Regions from separate parts of the Homo sapiens genome. Here regions 2, 3 and 4 are each linked to region 1. A link is a contact called in ENCODE Hi-C or POLR2A ChIA-PET data. All regions are on one chromosome and are shown on one strand. Each heading gives the region's core, a stretch centred on a gene start or an enhancer-like site at or near the end of the contact. The rest is flanking DNA. Distances are from core to core; before and after follow the strand shown. Region 1 holds the start of WDFY1 (WD repeat and FYVE domain containing 1). Region 2 overlaps ACSL3 (acyl-CoA synthetase long chain family member 3). Region 3 holds the start of CT75 (cancer/testis associated transcript 75). Region 4 holds the start of SGPP2 (sphingosine-1-phosphate phosphatase 2).

The links. Hi-C counts contacts between places; a loop is a spot of excess contacts on that map. ChIA-PET counts read pairs that join two places held with the same protein, here RNA polymerase II (POLR2A). Pooled maps may share reads with other maps.
Region 2: a pooled map shows a loop between it and region 1 (4-fold over the local background). The contact joins the enhancer-like site here to the promoter of WDFY1 in region 1. A Hi-C loop is called at or near these places in 2 of 50 pooled maps.
Region 3: a loop to region 1 is called in a map with no recorded cell type, with 6 times the contacts of the local background. The contact joins the promoter of CT75 here to the promoter of WDFY1 in region 1. A Hi-C loop is called at or near these places in 2 of 37 single-sample maps with no recorded cell type and 1 of 50 pooled maps.
Region 4: a loop to region 1 is called in a pooled map, with 7 times the contacts of the local background. The contact joins the promoter of SGPP2 here to the promoter of WDFY1 in region 1. A Hi-C loop is called at or near these places in 14 of 37 single-sample maps with no recorded cell type and 10 of 50 pooled maps. POLR2A ChIA-PET finds 5 or more read pairs at or near these places in 1 of 52 experiments (activated T-cell).

What each region holds. Positions count from the first base shown.
Region 1 is chr2:223,943,733-223,947,009 of GRCh38, forward strand. WDFY1 (WD repeat and FYVE domain containing 1) reads right to left here and starts at 1,603. Exons shown (of 12, transcript NM_020830.5): 1 at 1,416-1,603. The coding sequence starts at 1,552. It overlaps LOC124907989 (a long non-coding RNA gene), which reads left to right. Exons shown (of 2, transcript XR_007088100.1): 1 at 1-675. RefSeq lists enhancers at 415-534, 545-604 and a silencer at 1,175-1,354.
Region 2 is chr2:222,942,152-222,945,434 of GRCh38, forward strand. It overlaps ACSL3 (acyl-CoA synthetase long chain family member 3), which reads left to right. Exons shown (of 17, transcript NM_004457.5): 17 at 1-2,488. Among named protein-coding and RNA genes, the nearest start is that of ACSL3-AS1, 24 kb to the left of the region's middle. RefSeq lists a silencer at 1,871-2,020. Within about 2 kb of position 1,725, at least 2 of the 41 ENCODE cell types and tissues checked have a DNase peak (open chromatin) inside an H3K27ac peak, as active enhancers do.
Region 3 is chr2:222,316,812-222,319,921 of GRCh38, forward strand. CT75 (cancer/testis associated transcript 75) reads left to right here and starts at 1,660. Exons shown (of 4, transcript NR_136642.1): 1 at 1,660-2,559. RNF228 (ring finger protein 228) reads right to left here. Exons shown (of 1, transcript NM_001395871.1): 1 at 1-3,110. The coding sequence ends at 2,217. RefSeq lists enhancers at 1,353-1,948, 1,725-1,774 and a silencer at 2,245-2,574.
Region 4 is chr2:222,422,923-222,426,014 of GRCh38, forward strand. SGPP2 (sphingosine-1-phosphate phosphatase 2) reads left to right here and starts at 1,621. Exons shown (of 5, transcript NM_152386.4): 1 at 1,621-1,899. The coding sequence starts at 1,681. RefSeq lists enhancers at 865-1,164, 2,355-2,504, 2,555-2,614 and silencers at 1,325-1,674, 1,765-1,994, 2,005-2,054.

The DNA.
Region 1 (3,277 bases), core at 353-2,852:
AAAGTCGAATCATAAATACTGTTCCAATCCAATCACTCAGGCCCAGAGCTGGTGGGAGTTCTGGATTGCATTTCCGGCTTCACCAGTATCTCTGTAACTTAGCAGCAAGCTACACCTCCACCAGCCTCGGCTTCCTCTTAGGAGAAATGAGAAAACTGGACCCAATCAGTGTTTCCCAAAAGCATGGTGGGCGTCCAATGCAAGATGTCACAGTGCAAGAGAGGACTCTGTGTGCATGCCAATTAACATGTTTTAGTTATTAGTTTACTCTGTCTGGTGAGTAATGTTAGTTTTCCTAATAAATAAGATTTCCTTTTAAAATAAATGCATCCAAATATTTTTAAAAATGAGTCACTTTCACAAAAACCTATTTAGTAAATAAGAGTTCAGGTGATTCTAGCAGCCGTGGCAAAAATAACTGATCTAGAGGCCTGGCGTGGCGTGAAATCCCTGAGTACAGGGGGAGGAAGAGAGCGAAGGCGGCTGGAGTTCCTCGCAAAGAAGCAAGCCCCGGGCACCAGGGTCCGCAGTGACCAGCCGCCGGTCCTCCACGCTTCCAGAGGAGACGATTTGGAACTGACCCGGGAGGGCCAAGAAACACCTTCCGAGTACCAGGCTAAACCCCGCCAGGGAGAGAGACCGGGACGAAGGTCCCAGGCTAGTGCGACACCGCAGGTCGGGGTTCCCTGGTTGGAGGAGCGCGGTGGGCTGGGAGGGGCGCGTTGGTGCGCACTGGAACAGGGGTCCCCGGCTTGAGCAGCGCGGTGAGACAGAGTTCCCGCGCTGGAGGGGCGCGGTGAGACAGAGGTCCTGGGCTGGAGAGGTGCGTTGGGGCGCACTGGAACCGGGGTCCCGGGCTTGAGTGGCGCGGTGGGACAGAGTTCCCGGGCTGGAGGGGCGCAGTGGGACAGAAGATCCGGGCTAGAGGGGCGCGGTGGGACGGAGCTCCCGGGATGGACGGGCGCAGTGGGACAAGGGTCCCGGACTGGAGGGGCGCGTTGGGGAGCATTGGAACAGGGGTCCTGAGCAGGAGGGGCGAGGTGGGCTGGGAGGGGCGCGGTAGGGCGCACTGGAACAGGGGTCCTGGGCTGGAAAGACACGTTGGAACAAGGGTCCCGGGCTTGGGCGGCGCGGTGAGACGGAGTTCCCGGGCTGGAGGGGCGCGGTGGGACAGGGGATCCGGGCTGGAGGGGCGCGGCGAGACCGGGGTCCCAGGCTGGAAAGGTGCAAGTCGAGGCTGGAGGACCGGCGGGAGGGAACCGGGAACCCGGCGGAGCTAAGGGGCGCAGAGTGGGGGTGGGGCCGTGCTGCCGGGGGAGCCCCCTCACGCAGGAAGGACCGGGGCCGCGGACCCCACCGCCCCCACACCCCGTCGTCGCGGAGTTCGGGCCGCCCCGGCTGCGCCCGGGCCCTACCTGTCCTCGCTGGCCGTGATCACGCCGTCCTCCTTGGGGATGAGCAGCGCGGCCGTGACGGCGTCCTGGTGCCCCTCGATCTTGCTCAGCAGCACCGGGCGGCTGCTCTGCGGCCTGGAGTGGATTTCGGCCGCCATGTTCGCGCGGCGACTGCTGCGGCCTCCTCGGCAGGCAGCCCATCAGCTGACGCCTGGGCGGGCGGGGGACGCGCCGGTTTCCCTTCGGCTGCTGGGGCCTCTTGGGCGCCGCGCCGCCGTAAGCCCCCGAGTGCTGCCGCCGCACCGCCCGTATTGCCTGGGGATGCCGCGCAAGCTGAAAGTCTGTGGCTGGGAGAGGATGCCACGGGGCGCCTGCGGAGAAATGGGGAAAGTAAGGAAGGTTTAAAAGTAAAGCCATTCACCCAGGAATAAATTGAGCACCTGGAGGGGACAAGGAATTGTCCCCCAAACCAGAGATTTCAGAAATTACAATACTACATTTCATCCATTTGAAGAAGCCATTGTTTGAAAGGCACACACTTTCAGAAATGTTAAAATGTGAAAAAATATAGTGCATCTTAGAATCTTTGAACTACAATAGATAGCACTGAGTGGTGACCATATACCAGGCATTAACTCAGTGTCTTTGCATCTCATTTAATACTGATAATTTTAAGAGATGAAATAGATGCTCTTGTATTCCCATTTTAGAGATGAGAAAACAACCAGAGAAGTTTGATCACTACCTTAAGGTTGCACAGCTATGAGAGGGAGAAAAGCAGCCCTTGATCTCCAGGAGCTGCCTGGTACTATCAGCTGAGCTTTGGTGTTGCTAGGAAGTGTTTGCTTCCTGTGGAACATAAACATCAGACGAGGCCACTCCATAATCACATCTAAACACGGCCAAAATATGAGCGATGTACAAGCCACAGAAATTACCAAACATCCCCCTATCCTGGCTAATATGAGTGACTCTTATTTCTTTATTAATTATAATGTTAACCGCTATCTAGTCTTCCTCCATTTAGATAAGATTTATTAAGATATGCAACCTTAGAATTATACGCATTTCCTGACAACATCCAGTCCACAGGAGAGCCTCTCTTCCTTAAGCTCTCCCAGGTCACCTAACACAAACACAAATCCTATAATAAAACTGTCCGAACATCCCTTTACCCAGACACCTCACCATTCCCAATGGTGTGTCTTCTCCCTCCAACAAGCAATCAACCCCATTTGTTCCTGGTGGTTTTTGGCTAGAGGTCATTGACAACCAGTAAGTTCAAGAGCCAAAATTTGGACTCAGGAAGTCAATGACTCCAAACTTCTGCCCCACTATATTATTCTGACACCTGAATTGCAGAATTGCATTAGAACCGTACTATCCACATGACTATAGAGCACTTGAAATGTGGCTTGTCCAAACTGAGATGTAGTACAAGTGCAAAATACTACAAGATTTTATAGACTTAGCACAAAACAAAAAAGATGTAATATAGTTCATCAATAATTGTTACAATGATTACATGTTGAAATGATACTATTTTGGATATATTGAGTTAGATACTATTAAAATTAATATGACCTGCTTATTTTTTTAAGGTAGCTAATAAAAACTTTAAATTATGGATGTGAATCAGATGGTACTTCTATGTACAGTGATTTACTAGAACTTTCTTTTTGTTTTTGTTTTGTTTTGTTTTAGTTTTTTGAGACGAACTCACTCCGTCACCCAGGCTGGAGTGCAGTGGTGCGATCTCGGTTTACGGCAACCTCCGCCTCCCAGGTTAAAGGGATTCACCTGTCTCAGCTTCCCGAGTAGCTGGGATTACAAGCACCTACCACCATGCCTGGCTAATTTTGTATTTTTACTAGAGACAGGGT
Region 2 (3,283 bases), core at 475-2,974, 1.0 Mb before region 1:
TTGTTGCTGTGTAATTATTGTCTTGTATGCATTTGAGAGAAATAAATATACCCATACTTATGTTTTAAGAAGTTGAGATCTTGTGAATATATGCCTGTCAGTGTCTTCTTTATATATTTATTTTTTATTAGAAAAAATGAAGTTTGGTTGGTGATGCATGAAACAAAATAGCAAGAGAGGGTTATAGTTTAATAGTAAGGGAGATAACACAGCATGTGTAGCACCAGTTGATAATTGGTCTCTAGTAGCTTACTGTCAAAATGTTCAATGAAGTCTTCTGTTCATCTGTTGAAACTAGGAAAATACCCAAACTTAAATGGAAGAATTCTGAAAGAGAGGATAGAATTTAAAGAACAAGAGTATATAAAGTTATTCTTTGAATATTTCGTTGACTATATGTACATTGAGTTATCTATATTTGTAAACAAATTAGTCATGGAAAATTATTCTATCTCAAAGTCTCCTTTTAGTCTAGATAATCATTATTTCATTTTAAAATTAGTGTTTTTCCTAGTTTGCACTGATGCGTGTATGGATGTGTGTGAGTCAGTGGTAGCTTATTTAAAAAGCACCTTATCCTTTCTCCCATAACCTTTGTACACTAAAAAATGAAAGAATTTAGAATGTATTTGATGATAGCATTCTCACTAAGACACATGAGAATTTAACTTTATAACCGCGTGAGTTAAGATTTAATTCATAGGTTTTGATGTCATTGTTGAAGTTATTTGTAATTCAGAAACCTTGCTTGTGTGATACATAGTCTCTTCATTTATTACTGCTTGTCTGTTGTTATATCTGGATTATCAAAAGCAATAGTGCACCAATTAAGATGTGCTCAAATCAGGACTTAAATCATAGGCACCACATTTTTCATGTCAGACTAGTTACTTTGTTGATTCTCAGTTACTGTAGGCATCAAAAGGCAAAAATCAAAAAAAAAAAAAACAAAAACAAAAAAAAAGATGAACCTAGGTCTGTGTAAAGTAAGGGGAGTGTTAGGAGCAGCCAGGACTGTGTAGTGTGTGTTTGGTTGCATCACAAACATCGTATGTGGAGACATTGCAATACAGTGTTTTTTGTTTTCAACTTTTCTTGTATTGTATATTTGTATTATGTTTTGAATGCTTTTCTCTTTTCATAATTAAATATTAATGTTTGGGATAACTGCCAAGAAGAAGTAAAAATATTGAATGGAACTTCTATATGAGGATGCTGTGATCTAAAAATTAAATCTCAGTGGGCGGAGAGAATTTGTTTCTGATGCCTTGTCTTTAGAATAATTGTTTGCTTTCAGATGATTAAAAAAAGGAGATTGTATCTAGGAAAAAAGTGTGAATGCTTCAAAGGAGAGATACTGATAATTGTGACTTGAAATAGTGTCAGATGAATTATGTAGCTGATCACTGATGGAACCATCTAATGAGGCAGGCTTAAACTCTATTTAGTTTCGTTTGTTTTCTCATATGAAGTTTATAATTCCTTTCAGTCCTAAAATGTCAGATGCCAGGTGTCAAATGCCACAGTAGAAAGTGAAATTAAGTAGAGTCCCCTTTTAAACAAATTTGTCTGTAAGCAAAACTATCTTTAGTGACTTAAAAAATAATATCCTCTAAAATTACCCTTTCAAGAGGAAAAAACTGTTCAATGAAAAAACCACTCAATTATGACTCATATAAGAAATACTGGTTTAACCAGGAGATATTTGGGGAGCAAAATTTTAAGGAATTTCAAATTGCTAAATCTAATACAAATATCTGACAATAAGATACAGATCTAAAAGAATGGTTCTTAAGAACTATTGTTTACTGGGAATAAACTAAGCTCTATGAAGAATTCGTAAGCATTACATGTTCCAGTAAGTTTAGCAACTTAGAGCCAAGACTGGTGGCCACCTCCATTTATTTCCCCACTGCTCCTCCACTGACATCCTTCTTAGCAGAAACTTCATGAAAAAGTTTTTGCTGACACAGAACAAACCTGAAAGTAGTATCTACTTTCTAAATACTACTTTGCTTTTCAGTAGTGGATTTGATATTTATAATGTTCTCTAAAGCTTGCAACTTTTTCAGCAACGTTTAAAAATAGATTAACCTGGAATAACTTACTTGTTTGCTGCTAAAATACTCAAGATTTTGCCATTTTTAAACAACCAGTCCCTGTGATACAACTTTGAAAAAACTTTTAAAAATCTCTGATGTGTGGGCTCTTTTTTTCCCATAAGAATTATGTACATCTGTGATGTTTTACAGGGGGATCCGCTTTTAAACAGTGTACATATTGGACCACACTGAAATGTCATATATCCTTTCTCTACTTAAAATTGGTTATTTACTGTGAGTTCATTTCCGATGTGTTCTTGGTTGTTGCTGTTTTCTGCCTGAAGACGTGTATCATAAAGAGCTACATGGTATGGACTATTTATTTGTAATTTGACATAAAGTTTGAAGAATAAAGATCTATAAAAGTTGAAGTTTCTGATATTAAAGCTCTTAATATATTGGCTTTTTTTTTTTTTTTTTTTGGTTTTGGTTTTTAAGAAAAGCTGTTCCTGTAAAAGTGAAACTTTCATTGACATTCCTGAAATACTTGAAGAAGGAGTTTGGGGAATTTTCCATCCTGACCTAACAACCTAACCAAAGGAAAACTTTTTATTCTAGAAATTCTGTTAATAATCTATTTCCTAGCCTTTTTATATTCTAACTTTCCCCTAACCCTTCCCGAATTCCTCCTTTCCATTCCTCCTTTTTGGTTCTGACTGCCCAGAAGATATACTGTCAGCATTTTAAATTCCAAAATATTCATACAGCATAAAATCTTGAATAGAGGTGGTAAATTGAAATTTGGCATCAAAATTAATGGGGTAGAATCTACAATGTGGCAGAAATATCTAAACTTTGTGCCAACATTTAATCCAATAATTGTGGGAGGAAGAGTTGTATCATGCTGTGTTTCAGAAACTAACCTCCCTCACCCACCCCATCTTTGACTGCCAGTCAATATTTGTGGGTATATGTAACTTTATCATAGCATACTTTTGTCTCTGTGTGTAATCCTGTAACAAAACCAGTTAAAGCTTTCTTTACATAAACATTTGGCATCTTTGTGTGTTTTGCATTAACTTAGACAGTTGTGCCTAATTTCTCCTCATTAACTTTGCTCAGGTTATTCTTTTAAACATTGGTAACAATATTTCTACCACACCAAATATGCAAATGATTTTAGGATGAGGCTGGTCTATAGTGTCATGGAATGGTTTTTATGGCATAACGTGAAACCGGTT
Region 3 (3,110 bases), core at 410-2,909, 1.6 Mb before region 1:
ATAAAGAATGAATAAGAGGTAAAAATGGATATAGAAGTAAAACACAAGACATGGGGGTATAAATAAATTAAAACTAAGTTCTGAAAAGTGACTTTTAGTAATAGAAACCTAAAAACATTTCATAGAAGGCAAGAACAAAGTCTGACAACAGAGTTTAGTTTTAGTGGACATTGTGGTAGTAAATATGTAAGTTACTTCTCTCTTCAGAATACAACAGATCTCACTGGGCCTTCCAGGGTCATTATTCCTAGAAATAATCCCACTAAATGCCCATCTTAGCAACGCACATTTCCATGTGTGAGTTATTTCTCTCTCAGCCCCATTTAAAAATGTGAAATTTGGATTTAGAAGGGGACATGTATTTAAGGAAGAGAAGTGCCACACAAATAATGGAGCAATTTTACCATGAAATTAATGTCATGAAAATAGATATTTCTATAAATACCTCTTGTTTTTATTATTAAGACAATGCAGACATAAAACACTTCATACTGTAGTTTCTACATTGCAGCCAAACCACTTATCAATGGCCAATAAATTACTTCACTCCTATGATAGATACAAATGCTCGATTCAAGTTCAATTAATAGAATAGTGTCAGGATATCATGCAGACAGCTTGCATAAATACTCGAGGAATAATAGCATACCTTCAGTAGATTCTGTGATTTTTAAGCATGAAAACTTTGTCTTATTCCAAATTTCAAAAGATGGAATAAAGAATGTTTTCATATAAAATACATTTGGAACAGTTTTCCTTCTTAAAAAAAAAGGCATCTAACCCACTTGCAACATATACTGGCAATTCATCTTTGTAGTTACAAAATCAGATAGATATATATTCTTTTTCATCTCATGTGACTGTATGTGAACATTTCAGTAATTCCAACAATATCAAACAGCTAAATTCAAAATCATATAATACTTTCTAATAAGTGTATACGATATATATCTTTTGTAGCCAAAGGCAGAAAGACCTTCAGTTAGTTGATTTCATGTTTGGGCACTAGTTTATATTTTATCAGATAATTAAAAGTCATTAGTTATTTCACAGTATAAAATATTGAATCAATTACCAACAGGCTTTTATTTTCTGCTCCTAATTTCGAAATGTATTTGGACTCGAGGTATGGGAATAATGTCACTGCTTATCAAACAATTTTCTGGAAATCTTAATGCACAAAAATTTCCAGATTTATATATTCAAAAATAAATTATATGTTAAATGAAATTAAGAAAAAAAGGCGAGGGGAAGGAGAAAATCTAGTTTATATTCTGTGTGAATAGCTTTCAATATCTTCCAGGTGGGGGCAACCGTAAGCCACTTTTGAGAGAAGGGAGAACAGGCTCTTTAAGCTCCCTGAGTCTAGTTACAGAAGACTTCCTGGCAGTAACACCGTGAATAAAACAACCACAAGCTTCCAGGAGATGAGACTTCTAGGCTCTGCTCCAGACAACACCCGGCCATGGGCAACAGGGCCCACCGCCCTGGGCGCGCCGCAGCCTCGGCCACTCCGAGTCGGCTCCGATCGCGCACGCGCGCCGTGCACCTGCCCCATCGCGCCCAGCTGCTGCCTGAGCTCCGGGCACGCCCGCGCTGTGCCGGCGGGGAGTGTCCGTCACTCTCAGCGCTCAGGATCTCTCCCTTTCCAGGACCGCTAGGAAGCAGGAAATCCTTTTCCTCTCACGTTTACATCCCATTCATTCTTCCTCCGGGCAATTCAAGTCCATTCACAGCCGCCACAGATGCACGTGTGCACGCGCGCAGCTGCACCTTTAAAGAAACTCTCAAGTCCTGGCGGCCAGAAAACCAGCTTTCAGGCGGGGCGGTGGGGCTCCCCCTCCCCTTGCTTCGTCTCTGCAGATCTTTGTGCTCTAGGGAGGGATGGCCGCACATTCTGACGAGGACGAGGGTGGTGCATAACGCGGAGGTCAATTTTGCACAGTCCAGGCAAAAGAGACCCCCCCCCCCCACCAACATCCCTTCCTGTTCAGTTTCCCTCTCTGGCCCAGCGCGAAGGGCGAGGGGCGACAGAAGCCCGAGGGACAGAAAACCGAGGCTCCTCAGTGGCCGAGTTGGGAGAGAGTGTGAGTCCAGGAGAGCCCGGGGGCAGCAGGGAGAGGGTGCAGAAGCTCGAGCGCACCGAGCCAGAGGCCCCCTCTTCTCCCGCCACGCGGGGCTGGAGGTGCAGGCGCCGGTTCCGCGGCGTGGCCCGGCTATGTGTCGCTCCTCCGCGCGCCGCCCGCCGCAGCCCGTGCCCTCGGGCCGCCGCCGCCGCCGCTGCCCCCCGTCGAGCCCGCGGCCGCACCCTCGGGCCGATACTTGAGCCAGCAGATGACCCAGGTGACAACGACCGAGAAGAGTGCCAGGATGCTGGCCACCGACAGGCAGATGGGCCCCACGGGCGAGGGCGAGGGCGACCCGGTGGCCGGTGCCTCGCCAGGGGGCGCCCCGCCTCCGGGGGTTCCCCCGCCGCCGTAGTGGTTGACGAAGATGAGGCCGGTGAAGAGCAGCACCACCATGGAGAGGAAGGAGAAGACCACGCACACGCAGCCAGCGGTGAGCGCCGCGCGCTTGCAGTTCTGGCAGCTGTCGTAGGCGCCCGGGGCGCGCAGGCCGGGGCGGGCTCGAGGCCCGGGGGCCGCGTCCTCGGCAGGCGGCGGCGGCGGCGGCTGCGGTGGGGCGGGGGAGGGCGGCGGTGGCGGGGCCGGGGTGGGCGGCGGGGCAGCAGCGGGCGCGGGCAGGCGCGCGGGCAGCGGCGGGAGGCGGTCCTGGGGCAGCGGGTCGTGCGCTGCGCGCAAAGCCAGCGGGAAGGCCTCGGCTAGCTTGGTGTTGTTGGGCAGGCCGTGCACGCGGCTGTCGGGCAGCGGCGTGCGGTGGCGGCACACCGGGCACGCGATGGCGCCGGGCGGGCAGAGCCAGGGCGGCGGGCGCGGCGGGCGCTCAGGCGCGGCGGCAGCGGCGGCGGCGGCGGCGGCGCGGAGCTGCAGCTGGCTCAGGCACTCCTGGCAGAAGGTGTGCAAGCACGCCAGCAGCTTGGGCGCGCGCCGGTCCGCGTCGAAGTAGTTGTAGCAGATTTTGCACTCGTAGTCCTCAAGCGGAGGGAGGCC
Region 4 (3,092 bases), core at 371-2,870, 1.5 Mb before region 1:
TGTGCCATGTTTTGCTTTGCCTATTTTTCCTAACTGGTAGAAAGAAAAATCGAAGCACTAAATTCGGGAGACACATGATGCAAGTGCCTTCACAGGAAAACATATTTCTTTAACACATAAGCAGAACAGGTCCCCAACGATCACAGCTCCAGCTTCTAAAACCAAACCACAGGGTTTTGCCTCACACCTGTAAATGACAGCCAGAAGCATTGTGGAGAGATGCTTCCACCTCCTGGGCCGGACATTTCTGTGTGTGATCCCGCCAGACATGACAATAACTCTGCGTGTCTTCTGTAAGAGGAAAATGGTTTCCCTTAAGAGCTTCAGCATTCTCTCAGTCCCCTTGACTTTGCTCTCCAGACAGGACTGAGAAGCAAGAAAAGTAGAAACTAGGGCATGAAGGGGACTACATCATCCTGGAAAGTCACATCCCAAAGACATTCAGGCCTAAAAGGACAACTGAATAAATAAGGCATTGACAGGTGTTCATTAATCATTTGTGCAACCAAATTCTTAGTAGGCTTTGCATGGACAATCAGGAAACATGCAGGTTTCTGCTGCAAACGAAAGACGGGGTTGAATTGCACTTTTGTTGCAGACTGATCACCTGGGCCTAATTTGATTGTTGCCTCCCAAGGGATCTCTGAGCCCAGGAGGGAAATGTAGGAGGGAGGAGGGAAAACCAAGGCCGGCCTGCAGGATGTTTCCTTTGCTATCTTCTGCTGAGTGCTCTAAAGCAGGTGCAGGTGCAATGAGATACCTAATCCTGTCCCCAGTCCTCCAGCACTTTGTTCTCTTCTCGTTTAAACTCCCTAAATGGTCTGGTGGGGTTTTCCCAGTGTCATTGCTTAAAGAGAGGCAGAGCGGAAAGAAAGAAGTAGGAGAAAGCGGTAAGCATCTTTGTTCTCAATGCGGAAAACCCAGAAGGGACTTTCCTTCCCACCCACCTGAAAATGTTCCCCAGTTGCCAAATCAGAAGGGCAGGGGCAGCGACGCGGAAGATGACTCAGGGCCCACTTTGAACCTCCTGGGTACTTGAGCAAGCTCAAGGGTGTTCGGACCTCTAGGGAGACGTTGCATCACGCAGTTTGGAAAGAACTTGGGAATTCTCCCTGGGGGGCTCGCTGTATTTACTGGGAACTAGTCTTGCAGGAAGGTGAGAGTACGTGGCTGGCTGTGGGGAGCTGGCGTGGGAGGAAATCCGACTTCACCTTGGGCTCAGAGTTGCAAGGAAGGTCACTGTGGGATCAGCCTGAGCCCAAAAGGATGGGCTAATGGGAGCGGCCGCAGGTGCACGCGCGCTCGGCCGCTCCCATTAGTGTTACGTCTGCCGGGGGAAGAAGGTGGGGTGGGGGGTTGGGGGCGCCGGGAGAAGAGAGGCGCAGTTCGGAGATCGGCACTCCTCCGTCCAGTTACAGGCGGTCCTGCCCCCGTGGCCGCCCGGGGCCGCCCAAGCCCTCCGGGACGGAGAGAAAGGGGGACGCGTTGCGCAAGGTGGAGGCAGACACCTGGGCGGGCGCTAGGACCCGGGCGGCGCACCTGTTGGCTGGGCCCGGGGCCCCGCCCGCCCGGCCTCCGCCCGGAGTGCGGGATCGGCGGGGGCGAGGCGGGAGTGGCGGTGCCAGCGGAGGGCACCGGCCCGGCGTGGCAGCGGCGGCGGAGCGCGGCCCCGGGCACACCATGGCCGAGCTGCTGCGGAGCCTGCAGGATTCCCAGCTCGTCGCCCGCTTCCAGCGCCGCTGCGGGCTCTTCCCCGCTCCGGATGAAGGCCCCCGGGAGAACGGCGCGGACCCCACGGAGCGCGCGGCGCGGGTCCCCGGGGTCGAGCATCTCCCCGCAGCCAACGGCAAGGGCGGCGAGGCTCCGGCCAACGGGCTGCGCAGAGCCGCGGCGCCGGAGGTAACCATGGGCAGGTGTTCGCCGGGTACGGGGAGGGGGCGGCTGCGGACGTGCGGGTCCCTGCGACTCCGCCACGCGGGGCCGGCCGGGCCGAGAGGGCGCCGTCCCCGGCAGTGACCCGGCTCCCGCCGCTGCGAGCGGACGGGGAGGCCTGGCCTTCCAGTAACCAGGATGCCACCCTCCAACGCTGCCAGGGGCAACCGGGTCTATTGAGATATCCCCAGACGCTTTCAATGCAGTCCATTTAGAGACTTCCCACTTTCAAAAGTAGTTAAATTCACGTAGATGCCAGCAAATATGTAAGAGTTACGTAATGGAACGGAGGAGCGGGGATGTCCTTGGCACTTCCCCGGGGAGACGTTCTTAGACTCCCCCCCACCCCCGTATTCTTGCATTTCCGCCCATCCCCCTTCCCTGATGCGCACAAATGCGGGTGCAGCCGGGCTCAGCGCGCTCCTCACCGCGCTGCACCGCCAGCTCTGGGCACAGAACTTGGGGCTCACACAGCTCCTAGAGAGATTTACAACCTCCCTGCACTACCCCCGGCGATGATGTCTTAACAGCAACTCTCGCTTGCCCTCCCCCAGAGTCTGGGGGTCCCTCCTGCCTGGTGGGTCTTTTATGGACCGACACCAGTGACTTCTAACAGATGCTTCTGGGAGGGAAGCTCGCTACGCTCCCGCTAGGTGTTCAAAGCGTGGTTATACAACCCACTGCGGCTTGGGGGGAACCAGCGTGCGTCGTCGTCGCAGTGCACAGGGACTTTAGGCAGCAGGGACCAGACGGGCTGCACTTGGCTTCTGGGGACGCATGTCTACCGGGAGCACTGGCAGCACCTGCCTTTTCCCTCGGCAAAGTCAAAAGTGTGGCGCAGGAGAACAGAAATAAACGTATTAATAATTCGAATTCCTTGTACACAGCCACATTTTGTTCTTCCTAGAAGGTTTTGGTGAAAGAAAGGTGGCCTTTACTTACGTGTAAATTTCTAGATGTAGTAACTGAGGAATTACGAAGAACCTGGCTTCTGTGTGGAATGGAATATTATAGGCATTGGATTACAGAATTTGTTTGGGAGGGTGAGGGTGGTTGTGTGTTCTACTCCAGAGAAATCCTCCTCTGTATTTTTTCCTCTTTATTGTTCCTTCTTTATCCCATGTGACATTCCGGTAACCTATAGATGAGTATGAGAACCC